Linked DNA regions of Homo sapiens: region 2 is linked to region 1. Evidence: chromatin loops called from intact Hi-C (ENCODE). Cell type or tissue: PC-3. All regions are shown on one strand. Links, peaks and the distances in the headings refer to the core of each region. The heading gives the core; the rest is flanking DNA. Region 1 overlaps ATP9A (ATPase phospholipid transporting 9A (putative)). Region 2 overlaps ATP9A (ATPase phospholipid transporting 9A (putative)).

Region 1 (6,605 bases), core at 2,017-4,516:
ATCTCAGCTACTCAGGGGGCTGACACAGGACAATCGCTTGAACCTGGGAGGCTGAGGTTGCAGTGAGCCGAGATCACACCATTGCACTCTAGCCTGGACAATAAGAGCAAAACTCCGTCTCAAAAAATAAAAATAAAAATAAAAAAGGAAGTGGACCTCACAATGGAGGGAAACTCGCCTGAACAGAGTTTCCCAAACTTCAGCCATTTTCATACACACATGGGATTTCTATGATCTCCAAATACCTCTAGCTTCTACCTACACAATTTTGTCTAAATTTGATCACCTTACATCAGTGGTTCTCAACTACAGGCAATTTTGCACCCCCAGGGTGGGTATCTGGCAATATCTGGAAACACTGTTGTCTGTCACAACTCCAAGATGCTACTCTCATCTAGTGGATGGAGGCAGCCAAGGATGCTGCGAGACACCTTACAATGCACAGACAACCTCCACAACAGAGAAGTATCCAGCCCAAAACGCCACTTGTGCCCAGTTGAGAACTCCTGCTCTAGGTTTTATATATAAACTATTTGTTTAAAATGGATTCACTCCATTTACATAAATGTATTTTAAATGATAGCCTCTGGCCAGGCATGGCTCACACCTGTCATCCCAACACTTTGAGAGGCCGAGGCAGGAAAACAGCTTGAGTTCAGGAGTTGGAGACCAGCCCGAGCAACACGGTGAGACCTCATCTCTACTAAAATTCAAAAATAATTAGCCAGGCATGGTGGACATGCCTATAGTCTCAGCTACTTGGGGGGCTAAGGACGAAGGATTGCTTGAGCCCGGGAAGTCGAGGCTGCAGTGAGCCCTGATCATGCCACTGTACTGCAGTCTAGGGGACAGAGCAAAACACTGTCTCAAAAAAAAAAAAAAAAGATAACTTCATGCCATTACCATAACTAGAAACCAGTATCACTTGCCATAAACAGAAGATAAATAACAAAACCAGCACAATGAAAAGCAAAGTGTGTTACTCCACTCCAGCTGGCTGCTGCAGCTGGCAGTGCCTCTGAGCCAGAAGCCTACCCTGCTGTTGCTCCTCCTCCTTTACTTTTTTTTTTCTTTTTTTGAGACGCAGTCTTGCTGTCGCCCAGGCTGGAGTGCAGTGGCGCGATCTCAGCTCACTGCAACCTCCGCCTCCTGGGTTCAAGCAATTCTTGTGCCTCAGCCACCCAAGCAGCTGGGATTACAGGTGTGCACCACCACGCCCAGCTAACTTTTGTATTTTTAGTAGAGACGGCGTTTCACCATGTTGGCCAGGCTGGTCTCAAACACCTGACCTAAAGTGATCCAGCCGCCTCGGCCTCCCAAAGTGCTGGGATTAGAGGCATGAGCCGCCGCACCTGGCCCCTCCTTTCTTTATTGCTGAGAAGTTAGCAAGTGTTTGGTGTTAAAAAGTAGGCCCTGACAGGGCTGTAAATACTGAAGGGAAACTGAAAAATAAATAAGCGTCTTGCTAAATGTCTCAATGTGAGTCAGTTCCTGCCCATGAATTCCTTAAATTTATCACTGCAGCACCCAGAACCATTGCCTGCCCAGCATTTTGGAACTGTTGTCCCACGGTAGAAACCTTGAGCTTGGTGGCAAACTTACTACAAGTGACCAAATTCCCCCACATCTGTCCAAACAAGAGAAGTGACAGCCAGCCTCCCTACTGAGGAGTGGATTTATACATGCAGTTCTCTTCCTGGGGAAGCTGCAGCCACACCCTGCGTGTTGCATGCATGGACTTCAGCTCCCTGGTGCCCCAGGGTTCCAGAGGAGCAGTGGCCCAAAGCTGTGTTGTGGCAGCTGTCACGTTGGTGTTGTGGGTGCTGCTGTTGTTCCTTAACACCAAACTGAAACTGGACCGTCTGACACTGCCATGACAAATAAACTTCCATCCCACATTCCAGACAGGCTGGGGAGATGGGCTGCAAGACCGAAACTGATTTTTTTTTTTTTTTTTTTTTGAGACGGAGTCTCACTCTGTCACCCAGGCTGGAGTGCAGTGGCGGGATCTCGGCTCACTGCAACCTCTGCCTCCCGGATTCAAGCGATTCTACTCCCTCGACCTCCCGAGTAGCTGGGATTACAGGCGTGCACCACCACGCCAGGCTAATTTTTGTATTTTTAGTAGAGACGGGGTTTCACCATATTGGTCAGGCTGGTCTGGTCTTGAACTACTGACCTCGTGATTCGCCCGCCTCAGCCTCCCAAAGTGCTGGGATTATAGGCATGAGCCACCGTGCCCAGCCCAAATCCTTTAAGAGTAAGAAATTAGGCCGGGCACGGTCGTCACGCCTATAATCCCAGCACTTTGGGAGGCTGAGGCGGGCGGATCACGAGGTCAAGAGATCGAGACCATCCTGGCCAACATGGTGAAACCCTGTCTCTACTAAAAATACAAAAATTAGCTGGATGCAGTGGCAAACACCTGTAGTCCCAGCTACTCAGGAAGCTGAAACAGGAGAATCGCTTGAACCCTGGAGGTGGAGGTTGCAGTAAGCCGAGATTCTGGCACTGCACTCCAGCCTTGGTGACAGAGTAAGACTCCATCTCAAAAAAAAAAAAGTTATTTTTCCAGATGAAAAAGGAAAATATGAAATAACTTTCTCACCCATTGATAACAGCCATTCAACTAGGTTAAAGTGTAAGTTTATAAATAACTTCGTTTACACTGCTTCCTGCTTAGACCATTTATTTATTATTTTATTTATTTTTTGTTTGTTTGTTTTTGAGACAGGGTCTCACTCTGTCACCCAGGCTGGAATGCAGTGGCCCAATCTCGGTTCACTGTAACCTCCGCCTCCCAGGCTCAAGTGATCCTCCCATGTCAGCCTCCTGAGTAGCTGGGACTACAGGCCTGCACCACCACAGCCGGCTAATTTTTGTATTTTTAGTAGAGATGGGGTTTCACCATGTTGGCCAGGCTAGTTTCAAACGCCTGACCTCAGGTGATACACCTGCCTCAGTCTTCCAAAGTGGATTACAAGCATGAGCCACCGCGCCCAGCCTAGACCATTTATATAAAGGAAAACCAAAATTGATTTTCTTAGGATTTGACTTTAAGACAAATAAAGGTTTTAACAGCAGATAGTCTGCTAACCAGATGTGCAATGGTTTCATACAATCTGGCTGAAATGCAAAAGCAAATATTAGAGGAGCAGAGCCAAGGGAACAATGTTTCTGAAAAAGGTAACTAATGTAACAAGGAGTTGGCCTCCACAGAAACCATCATCTCTGCTGGGAGTTCCCCTATAATCAGTTAGCACTGCGCAAATATTTGCTGAATTGTCTGCATGACACACCAACCTTCCAGGAAGTTACAGGGTCCAGGAAAGAACAGTCTCAGCATTGACGCTGGGCAGATCCAAGAAGAACATGAAGAAAAATTAAAAGTAGCCAGATATGGTGGCTCATGCCTGTAATCCCAGTACTTTGGGAGGCCGAGGCGGGAGAATCACTTGAGGTCAGGAGTTCGAGACCAGCCTGGCCAACATGACGAAACCTTGTCTCTACTAAAAATATAAAAATTAGCTGGGCATGGGCCGGGTGCAGTGGCTGACTCCTGTAATCCCAGCACTTTGGGAGGCCAAGGCGGGTGGATCAAGAGGTCAGGAGATCAAGACCATTCTGGCCAACATGGTGAAACCCTGCCGTCTCTACTAAAAATACAAAATTTAGCCAGGTGTGGCTGTAGTCCCAGCTACTGGGGAGGCTGAGGCAGGAGAATTGCTTGAACCCGAGAGGCAGAGGCTGCACTGAGCCAAGATCATGCCACTGCACTCCAGCCTGGGTGACAGAGCGAGACTCCGTCTAAAAAAAAAAAAAAAAAAAATTAGCTGGGCATGGTGGCGGGTGCCTGTAGTCCCAGCTATTGGGGAGACTGAGGCAGGAGAATCGCTTGAACCCAGGAGGAAGAAGTTATAGTGAGCCAATATTCTGCCACTGCACTCCAGCCAGAGTGAGATTCTGTCTCAAAAAAAAAAAAGGAAAAAAATTAAAAGCCGTTATGAATTAGTCAACAGCAGTGGTTCTCAATAGCAGGGCGGGGGGATTTTGCCCCCTGCAGACATTTGGCAATGTCTAGGGATGTGTTTGATTGTCACTACTACAGGGAAGTAGGGCACTACTGGCACGTAGTGGGTAGAAGCCAGGGATACTGCTAAACATCCTACAATGCCCAGGAGACCCCCCACCAGAGAGTGTAATCTGGCCCCAAATGTCAATAGTCCTGCGGTGGAGAGCCCTGCTCTGGAGCAGCTCTGCCCACTAGGCTTCTGTGATGATGGAATCATTCTATACTGCACCATCATCCAGCACAGTAGCCAGCAGCCACATGTGGCTGCTGAGTACCCAAAATGTGACATTTAAAGTTTATTTCAATACCCAAAGGAATATACATCATTCTACCATAAAGACACACGCACACAAATGTTCACTACAGCACTATTCACAAAGCAAAGACATGGAATCAACCTAAATGCCCATCAAAGACAGACTGGATAAAGAAAATGTAGTACATATGCACATGGAATACTACGCAGCCATAAAAAAGAACAAGATTGTGTCTTTTGCAGGACATGGATTGAGCTGGAGGCTATTATCCTCAGCACATTAACACAGGAAAAGAAAGCCAAATACCACGTGTTCTCACTTATAAGTAGGAGCTAAGTGATAAGAACTTACAGGCACAAAGAAGGGAAGAAGAGACACTGGGGGTCTATCTGCAGGTAGAGGGTGGGAGGAGGGAGAAGAGCAGAAAAGATAACTGTTGGGCACTGGGCTTAATACCTGGGTACAGCAAACCCCGGTGACATGAGTTTACTGATGTAACCTCAGGTACGTAGCCCTGAACCTAAAATAAAAGTTTTTAAAATTTTTTATTTCATTCACTTAACTGATTGAAATAGCCACGTGGTACCATTATGGACAGCAGTTGTTAAGAGGGCAGTTAGGAGTGGAAGGAGGCTGGGCACGGTGGCTCACGCCTGTAATCCCAGAACTTTGGGAAGCCGAGGCAGGCGGATCACCTGAGGTCAGGAGTTCAGGACCAGCCTGGCCAACATAGCTAAACGCTGTCTCTACTACAAACACAAAAATCAGTCAGGGCTGGGCACGGTGGCTCACGCCTGTAATCCCAACATTTTGGGAGGCCAAGACAGGCAGATCACGAGGTCAGGAGATTGAAACCATCCTAGCTAACACAGTGAAACCTCGTCTCTACTAAAAATACAAAAAATGGGCCGGACATGGTGGGGGACACCTGTAGTCCCAGCTACTCAGGAGGCTGAGGAAGGAGAATTGCTTGAACCCAGAAGGTGGAGGTTGCAGCGAGCCAACATCACGCCACTGCACTCCAGCCTGGGCAACAGAGCGAGACTCCATCTCAAAAAACAAAAACAAAAATCAATCAGGTGTGGTGGCGCACGCCCGTAATCCCAGCTACTCCAGAGGCTGAGGCAGGAGAATGGCTTGAACCCAGGAGGCGGAGGTTGCAGTGAGCCGAGGTAGTGCCATTGCACTCCAGCCTGGGCAACAGAGCGAGACTCCGTCTCAAAAAAAAGAGAAAAGAAAAAGGAGTGGAAGGAAAGGTATGAAGGGAAACTTTTGCTCTTCCTTCTAAATACATCTAAGGTCTGGGTTTTTCGTTTTTTTTTTTTTTTTTCCTGTTTAACTAGGAGAATACAAAACCTAAGTCAGGAAGGATGCAAAGAAAGAAGCGAAGTCTGAAGTCTGAACACATCCCTGCCACAGAAATGCTACTGTCTGGAGGAGAAATGGGAATATATCAATCACCTCATGAGAAAAGCCAAGTCAATGTGGCAGCTTCTCTTTAAATGTAAAGCTCAGGTCCTCTGACCCAGCAAGTCCTGCCAGAGGGAGGTAGGGAGCGATCTCTGGTCCTATGGGAGATGCACGAGGATGTTCACAGCGGCAATAGACAGGGCAACACCCCGGAAATGACAAAGGCACCCCCTGTGCAATGGATTTGTACCAATTGCAAGAAGGAAGTAGAGACATATACACTCCAGGGAAAGATCCAGGTGGTTAAATGGGAAGAAAAAAAGAAGGCAAGAAACATGTAATTTATTATTTTGTATTTTAATACCAAAATATGTGTTAATATAAGCCTAGGAAAAAGCACTGAGGAACAAACACCTCCTCTGCCCCATGACTGTTACCACAGGTGCTTCCAGCAGATGGGCAGTCAGGGATGCTGGGACTGTCGCCTTTCCCTGTTTCTCCATCTCTGAGTCTTCCCTGTGGGTATTCTGCTGCTCAGCAGACCTGACTCCTCTTATAGAAGTATGACTCGTGTGTTGACCCACTCCCACAAAGATCCTACAGCTATCAGACTCAAGTCCAAGGCTCTCACCTTCTCACCTTTTCATCTCTGCTGTCCCTTTACCAAGCCACCCTCCTGCAGCCAAGGCAGGCATGCCCCGGAACCCTATGCTCTCATCTTTCCCCACCATTCCATTTCTATCAAACTACCCAACATGTCTGTAAGACCCACTCACACCAGACATCCTCCTGCAAGCCTGTCCCTTTGTCTTCTATCTATCCTTCCAAACCCAACTCTGTGCTCTTCACAAGGAGAGGAGGAAGCA
Region 2 (6,605 bases), core at 2,088-4,587, 79 kb before region 1:
AGAATAACCAATAAAGATTTTTTAAAATATACACGCCGGGCACAGTGGCTCACACCTGTAATCCCAGCACTTTGGGAGGCTGAGGCGGGCGGATCACCTGAGGTCAGGAGTTCGAGATCAGCCTGGCCAACATGGTGAAACCCCGTCTCTACTAAAAATACAAAAATTAGCTGGCATGGTGGCAGGCACCTGTAATCCCAGCTACTCAGGAAGCTGAGGCAGAAGAATCGCTTGAACCCACGAGGCAGAGGTTGCAGTGAGCCAAGATCACACCACTGCACTCCAGCCTGGGCAACAAGATCGAAAACTCCATCTCAAAAAAAAACATTTTTAAAATATACATACTTAAGATCCAGACCCAAAGAATGCCGTACAGCCCAGGCATATATTTATATTTATATTTTTAAAACTTTACAGGCAATTCTGGTGGTCAACTCTAGTTAAAAAAGAAAGGAATATGATGGGTTCTCATTGAAAAGAAAACAGAGACAGAGAGAAATAAAGAACGCATCTATCCAGACACACAAAGGCAGAGCATTTGGCGTTTTGTCCACCCAGGTGTTAATACTGGTTACTGCCGAATGATATGAATACAGGTGAATTCAATGTTTTGTCTTTGTGCTTGGCCGTATGATTTATTTTTTCTGCAAAAAAAACTTTCATAAATACCAGAAAGTTTTTTCAATGAGTAAAAAATGAAGTAGGCTCCATGTCCCAGAGAAAACCACACTGACAAAAAAAATTCTTCCTCAAGAGAATGTAAACTCGGTGGCTCACACCTGTAATCCCAGCACTTTGGGAGGCTGAGGCGGGCGGATCACGAGGTCAGGAGATCAAGACCATCCTGGCTAACATGGTGAAACCCCATCTCTACCAAAAATACAAAAAATTAGCTGGGCATGGTGGTAGGCGCCTGTAATCCCAGCTACTTGGGAGGCTGAGGCAAGAGAATGGCGTGAACCCGGGAGGTGGAGCTTGCAGTGAGCGGAGATCGCGCCACTGCACTCCAGCCTGGGAAACAGAGCGAGACTCCGTCTCAGAAAAAAAAAAAAAAAAACAAGAGAACATAAACTGAACTTTGTATCTGTTTTCTGTGGATGCAGAAAGTAAGAAGAACGCTCTCTGGCAGTCAGTACTGATGAACTGAGTGCATCCTGTGTATATATGTTGTGTGTAGAAAAATAAATCACAAACTCACACGCTCATAAAAAAAACAACTCAGTAAATGAAAAATGACAGTTCACAGACCAAAGTATGTGGAATAATCCCAATTATGGTTTGAGACTGTCTTGCTCTGTCATCCAGGCTGGGTGCAGTGGCATGATCTCAGCTCACTGCAACCTCTACCTCCTGGGTTCAAGCAAGTCTCCTGCCTCAGCCTCCAGAGTAGCTGGGATTACAGGCATGAGCTACCACGCCCAGCAGGAAAAGTTTTCCAAGTACCTTCCATCTATATATATTGATCTTTGTATAAATATTGTATTGTACTACTGAACATTACAAAACAAGAAAAAAAATTCTAAAATCCTATGATAAAAATGAAAAACAGGGCTGGCTGCAGTGGCTCATGCCTGTAATCCCAGCACTTTGAGAGGCTGAGGTGGGCTAATTGCTGGAGCCCAGGAGTTCGAGACCAGCCTGGGCAAATGGTAACACCCCCTCTCTCTACAAAAAATACAAAAATTAGCCAGGTATGGTGACGCATGCCTGTGGTCCCAGCTACTTGGGAGGCTGGGGTGGGAAGATCACCTGAGCCTGAGGGGTCAAGGCTACAGTGAGCTGTGATGGCACCACTGCACCGTAGTCTGGGTAAGAGAGTATAAGACTCTGTCTCAAAAAAATAAAAATAAAAATAAATAAGAAAACAAAATGAAAAATAGCATTTCTCACACAATTAGCTAATATCTCAAAATAACATATACTTGGGGTAAGGAACACTGAGAATTATAGATTTAAACTTAAATTTCTTTTTTTTTTCCTTTTGAGAGGAGTCTCCCTCTGTCACCCAGGTTGGAGTGCAGTGACGCGATCTCAGCTCACTTCAACCTCCACCTGCCGGGTTCAAGCTATTCTTCTGCCTCAGCCTCCTGAGTAGCTGGGATTACAGGTGCCCGCCACCACCCCCGGCTAATTTTTTTTTTTTTTTTTGTATTTTTAGTAGAGACGGGGTTTCACCATGTTGGTCAGGCTGGTCTCAAACTCCTGATCTCGTGATCTGCCCGCCTCGGCCTCCCAAAGTGCTGGGATTACAGGCGTGAGCCACCACACCCAGCCTAAACTTAAATTTTAAATCATCATACCTGTTATTCAGCTACAAAGAGGAATAAAGTACATACACCTGCTACAACCGGAAGAACCTTGCAAATACTCTGCTAAACGGAAGACCGGCCAGACACAAAAGGTCACATATTGTTTGATTCTATTTATAGGCAATGTTCAGAATAGGCAAATCCAGAGACAGAAAGTAGACTGACAGCTGGGGGGATAGAGCAGGGGGGTTTGGGAACTCAAGGGATGTGGGCTTTCTTTTTAGGGTTGATAAAAATGTTCTAAAATTAGACAGTACCAATGTTTGCACAGTATTGTGAACATATTAAAAACTACAGAATCATATGCTTAAAAGAGCAAATTTTATGGTTTTTAAATTGTATCCCCTTTTTCCATTAAAAGTACTAGTAAATTGCCAGGCGTGGTGGTTCAAGCCTGTAATCCCAGCACTTTGGGAGGCCGAGGCAGGCAGATCATCTGAAATCAGGAGTTCGAGGCCAGCCTGGCCAACATGGTGAAACCCCGTCTCTACCAAAAATACAAAAAAAAAATTAGCCAGGTGTGTTGGCACATGCCTGTGATCCCAGCTACTCGGGAGGCTGAGGCAGGAGAATCTCTTGAACCCGGGAGGCAGAGTTTGTGGTAAGCCAAGATAGCACCACTACACTCCAGGATGGGGCGACAGAGTGAGACTTCGTCTCAAAAAAAAAAAAAAAAAGTACCAGTAAATGAATAACCCAGGGGAAAAACCATCACAAGTCCTTAGCTGGTTATAGTTTTCTCTCCTAATGTGTTGGCCATTTTCTTACTGTTTACTTGGCCTTGTATTAATAATCTGAAGCTTTCCTGCAGGAATCTTTTAAAACCACCTGCTCTCTTTATGAGTCCAGTTTAGTTCAACCACATCCTTAGAACAAGTCACCTGGACACTCATAAACTGCGGCCTACATTTCAACACTGGGAAAATAAACAACTGTGGAATTCCAGCCCCTTCCGCAGGACACCTCAAGGACCGGACCTGACAAGTACCTGTCTGATACATGGAGTGAGGGCCCCTGGGTCAACCTCAATAGTATTAGTAAGATTTTAATTTTGCATTAATTTTGGAGATGGAACTGAAATGTAAAGAGTCGCTTCCTGTACCCCAGTGGGTCATCTTGCAAACTCTTCCTTGGAGTCCACAGGTTTAGATACCCATGCTCTGAACAGGGATGAACCTCAGTTTCACAGCAGCTGTTCTCCAATGCTACTGTACTCTGGAAACACCTGGTTCACCTGTTAAAACTGCAGGTCTGGGCACCACTCCTTGTGCTCCTGACTCTGGCCCAAGTGATCTAGCCCAGGGGTTCCAAAGGCTGTACTTTACGAAACACTGGGCCAGGCATGGTGACTCACGTCTGTAATCCCAGCACTTTGGGAAGCCAAGGCGGACAGATCACCTGAGGTCAGGAGTTTGAGACCAGCCAGGCCAACATGGTGAAACCCCGTCTCTACTAAAAATATAAAAATTAGCCGGGCGTGGTGGCAGGTGCCTGTAATCCCAGCTACTAGGAAGGCTGAGGCAGAGAATTGCTTGAACCCGGGAGGTGGAGGTTGCAGTGAGCCGAGATCGCACCCCTGTACCTCAGCCTGGGCAACAGAGTGAGACTGTGTCTTAAAAAAAAAAAAAAAAGAAAGAAAGAAAAAGAAGAAAGAACCACTGGTATAAGAACCCCTTACGAAGCTCTAAGGTGGGAGGCGTGACTGCAGTGGGAGCAGGGGTGATGTGCATATTTGGGATGGTTCCACAGCTGCAAATTTACTAAAGTCACCACACTGTGTATTCAACATGGCTGAACTTTCAGGTATGTAAATCATCCCTCGATAAAACTGGTTTTAAAAAAGCATGCAAAAGCTTCCATATGTCCCATCACACACGTGGTCCTGTGCTTATGCCAGGATGTTTAGACATCACGAGAGAAAGATGCACACACTCTCACTTGGGTAGATCTGTACTGGAATTGTGAGTTCACCCCAGCCTCGCACAGCTAACCCTAACCCCACAACACACAGCTGTGTCAGACTCAAGGCCGGGATGGGCAAACTGATTTATGAGCTTCCCCTAAGGAAGGAGTATGAGGTGAGGTTCACGGTAAGAAGTGTGGTTTTCTGAATTTCAACACTTTACAAAGAGTGTTATCTGTGCTAAGCCAAAAATGAACCATAAAAGCTAAAATACACAAATATCCTGAGAGGGGACGGCTTCCGTAAACACCAGGAGCTCTTAAAAATACCAGCAACATGGCATGGGTGTAACTCCCACCGGATGTACACACCACCACCTGTGAAGCTGTCTAATATAACCATCAAGAGTCAACACGACTGAGAAGGGGCTGCGAGTGATACAGACATGTAGCTGGGTGCTGATATGCATGACAATCCAATCAATGAGCCCCCCAAGAAGGAGCCTGGTGGGCATTTGGGGTTGGTGGCTCCGAGGGAAGGGTCTAATTTGAGACACAGAAATAAGGCAGCTCACCCTGCCTGGAAGGCTGAAACATGGGAAAGGGGAGGGGATGAAGACCAAGGCTAGATCCCACTGCAAGTCTCAGACTCCACCACAGAGCTGATGGTACCGAGAGGCTCCTGAGAGGACAGCAAGAAGGAAAGCCGGGCAGCTACTGTGCAGGGGGTCACGGCAGACAGGCGAGGAAGGGGGTCACCTTGCTGAGTGAGTGAGAAGGGATGAAGACAAAAGGCCAAAGGTGGCTGGGCGCAGTGCATCATGCCTGTAATCCCAACACTTTGGGAAGCCTTTGGGAGGTGAGGCGATCACTTGAGCCCAGGAGTTCAAGTCCAGCCTGGGCAACACAGTGAGACCTCGTCTCTATAAAAAATAAACCAAATTAGCCAGGTGTGGTGGTGCATACCCAGTGCACACTTGTAGTCCGAGCTACTTGGGAGGCTGAGATGGGAGGATTGCTTGAGCCCAGAAGTTTGAGGCTGCAGTGAGCTGTGATTGCACCACTGCACTCCAGCCTGGGTGACAGAGTGAGACCCTGTTACAAAAGAAGGAAGGGAGGTGGGGGGGGGGGGGGGCGGAAGGGCTGGGAGTGGGCGAGGGGCTGGGGGAGGGGAGGGAGGGTAAGGAAAGGAAGGGAAGAAAGGGAGAAGGAAAAAAAAAAAAAAGGCCGAAGGGGTGATCTAGTGATCGGGTGGGAGCAGGTACTGGAGAAGGGGCAGTGGCTGTCAGCTGGGGTGACGAGGGTACCAGGATGGAGGGCGTGGTGTGCACTAAGACAAGCAGCCCTGGGAGAGAATAGGTTTAGGAGATGAGGGAAGAAAGTCAGGAGGGGTCCCAGGTACAGCATCCTTATGAGCCACATGCAGCAATGCCAAACATTCGGCTACGTTATAATCCAAAGCTCCAGGTCAGGCCTAGAGATGGAGATGGAGACAGAGCCATCAGCATCCACAGAGCGATGGAAGCAGGGTGAGGGGCCATCCGGGGAACAACATAACAGAGTCCAGCACCGAGCCCCAGAGACACCAACCCCAAATCACCACACAGAGGAAGACGGTCAAAGAGACAGAAAGGAAACGGGGGCTGTGCGGCTCATCCTCCCTGTCCAGGGAAGTTCCTCGTGATTTCTTAATAGTGCTAAAGTACATCTTTGAAAAAGGTCCATGGATCCATTTGGAGACCAGCCATGACGCCTCCCCATGGAGCCTGGAACAGCAACAAGGGCTTTGTTGCTGGTTGTAGATGATGACAAGAACTGTGTCAAGTCAGCTGTTCTAACTTAACATCCACTCCCACTGTCACACTGTCCCCTGCTCTGCCATTTTCAGGAGACAGCCTGGAAATCCAGCCCACTGACAAATGTTCCAGAAAATTAAATGTCAGTTATGACCGTATCAAGAAGTATTCAGGGATTCTGCCTTTAACCTGTATACAGAGATAATTCATTCATATTTCTTACTGGTCTTCTGACTATGGGAATGTTCTCTATTTCGACGAATTTAAGCAAAATATGACCTCCTTATTCTCTTGTTATCTCCAAACAAGTGCTGCAACATGGAGCTGGTCTAACGCGGTCTGGCTCAGCCTTGGATGTGCCTCAGAATTAGCAAGGGGTGTGTTTGTCTTACTTTTAAAACCCAAAGCCACGCCCTGCCCTAAGTCTTAATGAGTAAGAATCTCCAGGGTATCAAGCCCAAATAAATGTCTCGTTTTTGTTCTGTGTTGTTTTGAAACTCCACCAGCAATTCTGACACACAGCCAAGATGGGGACCCACCGGTCTAACACTTTAGGAATATTAGGATATTTGCCAGTAATACTTTCTCTGAAAAGTGA

The links. Peaks named below come from ENCODE experiments on the same cell type or tissue, not always from the same donor. Only the 100,000 strongest peaks of a DNase experiment are listed, where the experiment ranks them.
Region 2: it touches region 1 in a loop (8-fold over the local background); 5 of 110 quality-filtered maps call a loop at or near these places.

Annotation. Positions count from the first base shown.
Region 1 is chr20:51,741,457-51,748,061 of GRCh38, forward strand. All of the region lies in intron 1 of ATP9A (ATPase phospholipid transporting 9A (putative)), which reads right to left. Among named protein-coding and RNA genes, the nearest start is that of ATP9A, 24 kb to the right of the region's middle. RefSeq lists a silencer at 1,534-1,828. In PC-3, for the core only: no CTCF peak of the experiment used is centred there; a DNase peak (open chromatin) is centred at 3,285; H3K27ac peaks cover 2,220 bases.
Region 2 is chr20:51,662,756-51,669,360 of GRCh38, forward strand. All of the region lies in intron 13 of ATP9A (ATPase phospholipid transporting 9A (putative)), which reads right to left. Among named protein-coding and RNA genes, the nearest start is that of ATP9A, 100 kb to the right of the region's middle. In PC-3, for the core only: no CTCF peak of the experiment used is centred there; DNase peaks (open chromatin) are centred at 3,216 and 3,566; H3K27ac peaks cover 2,486 bases.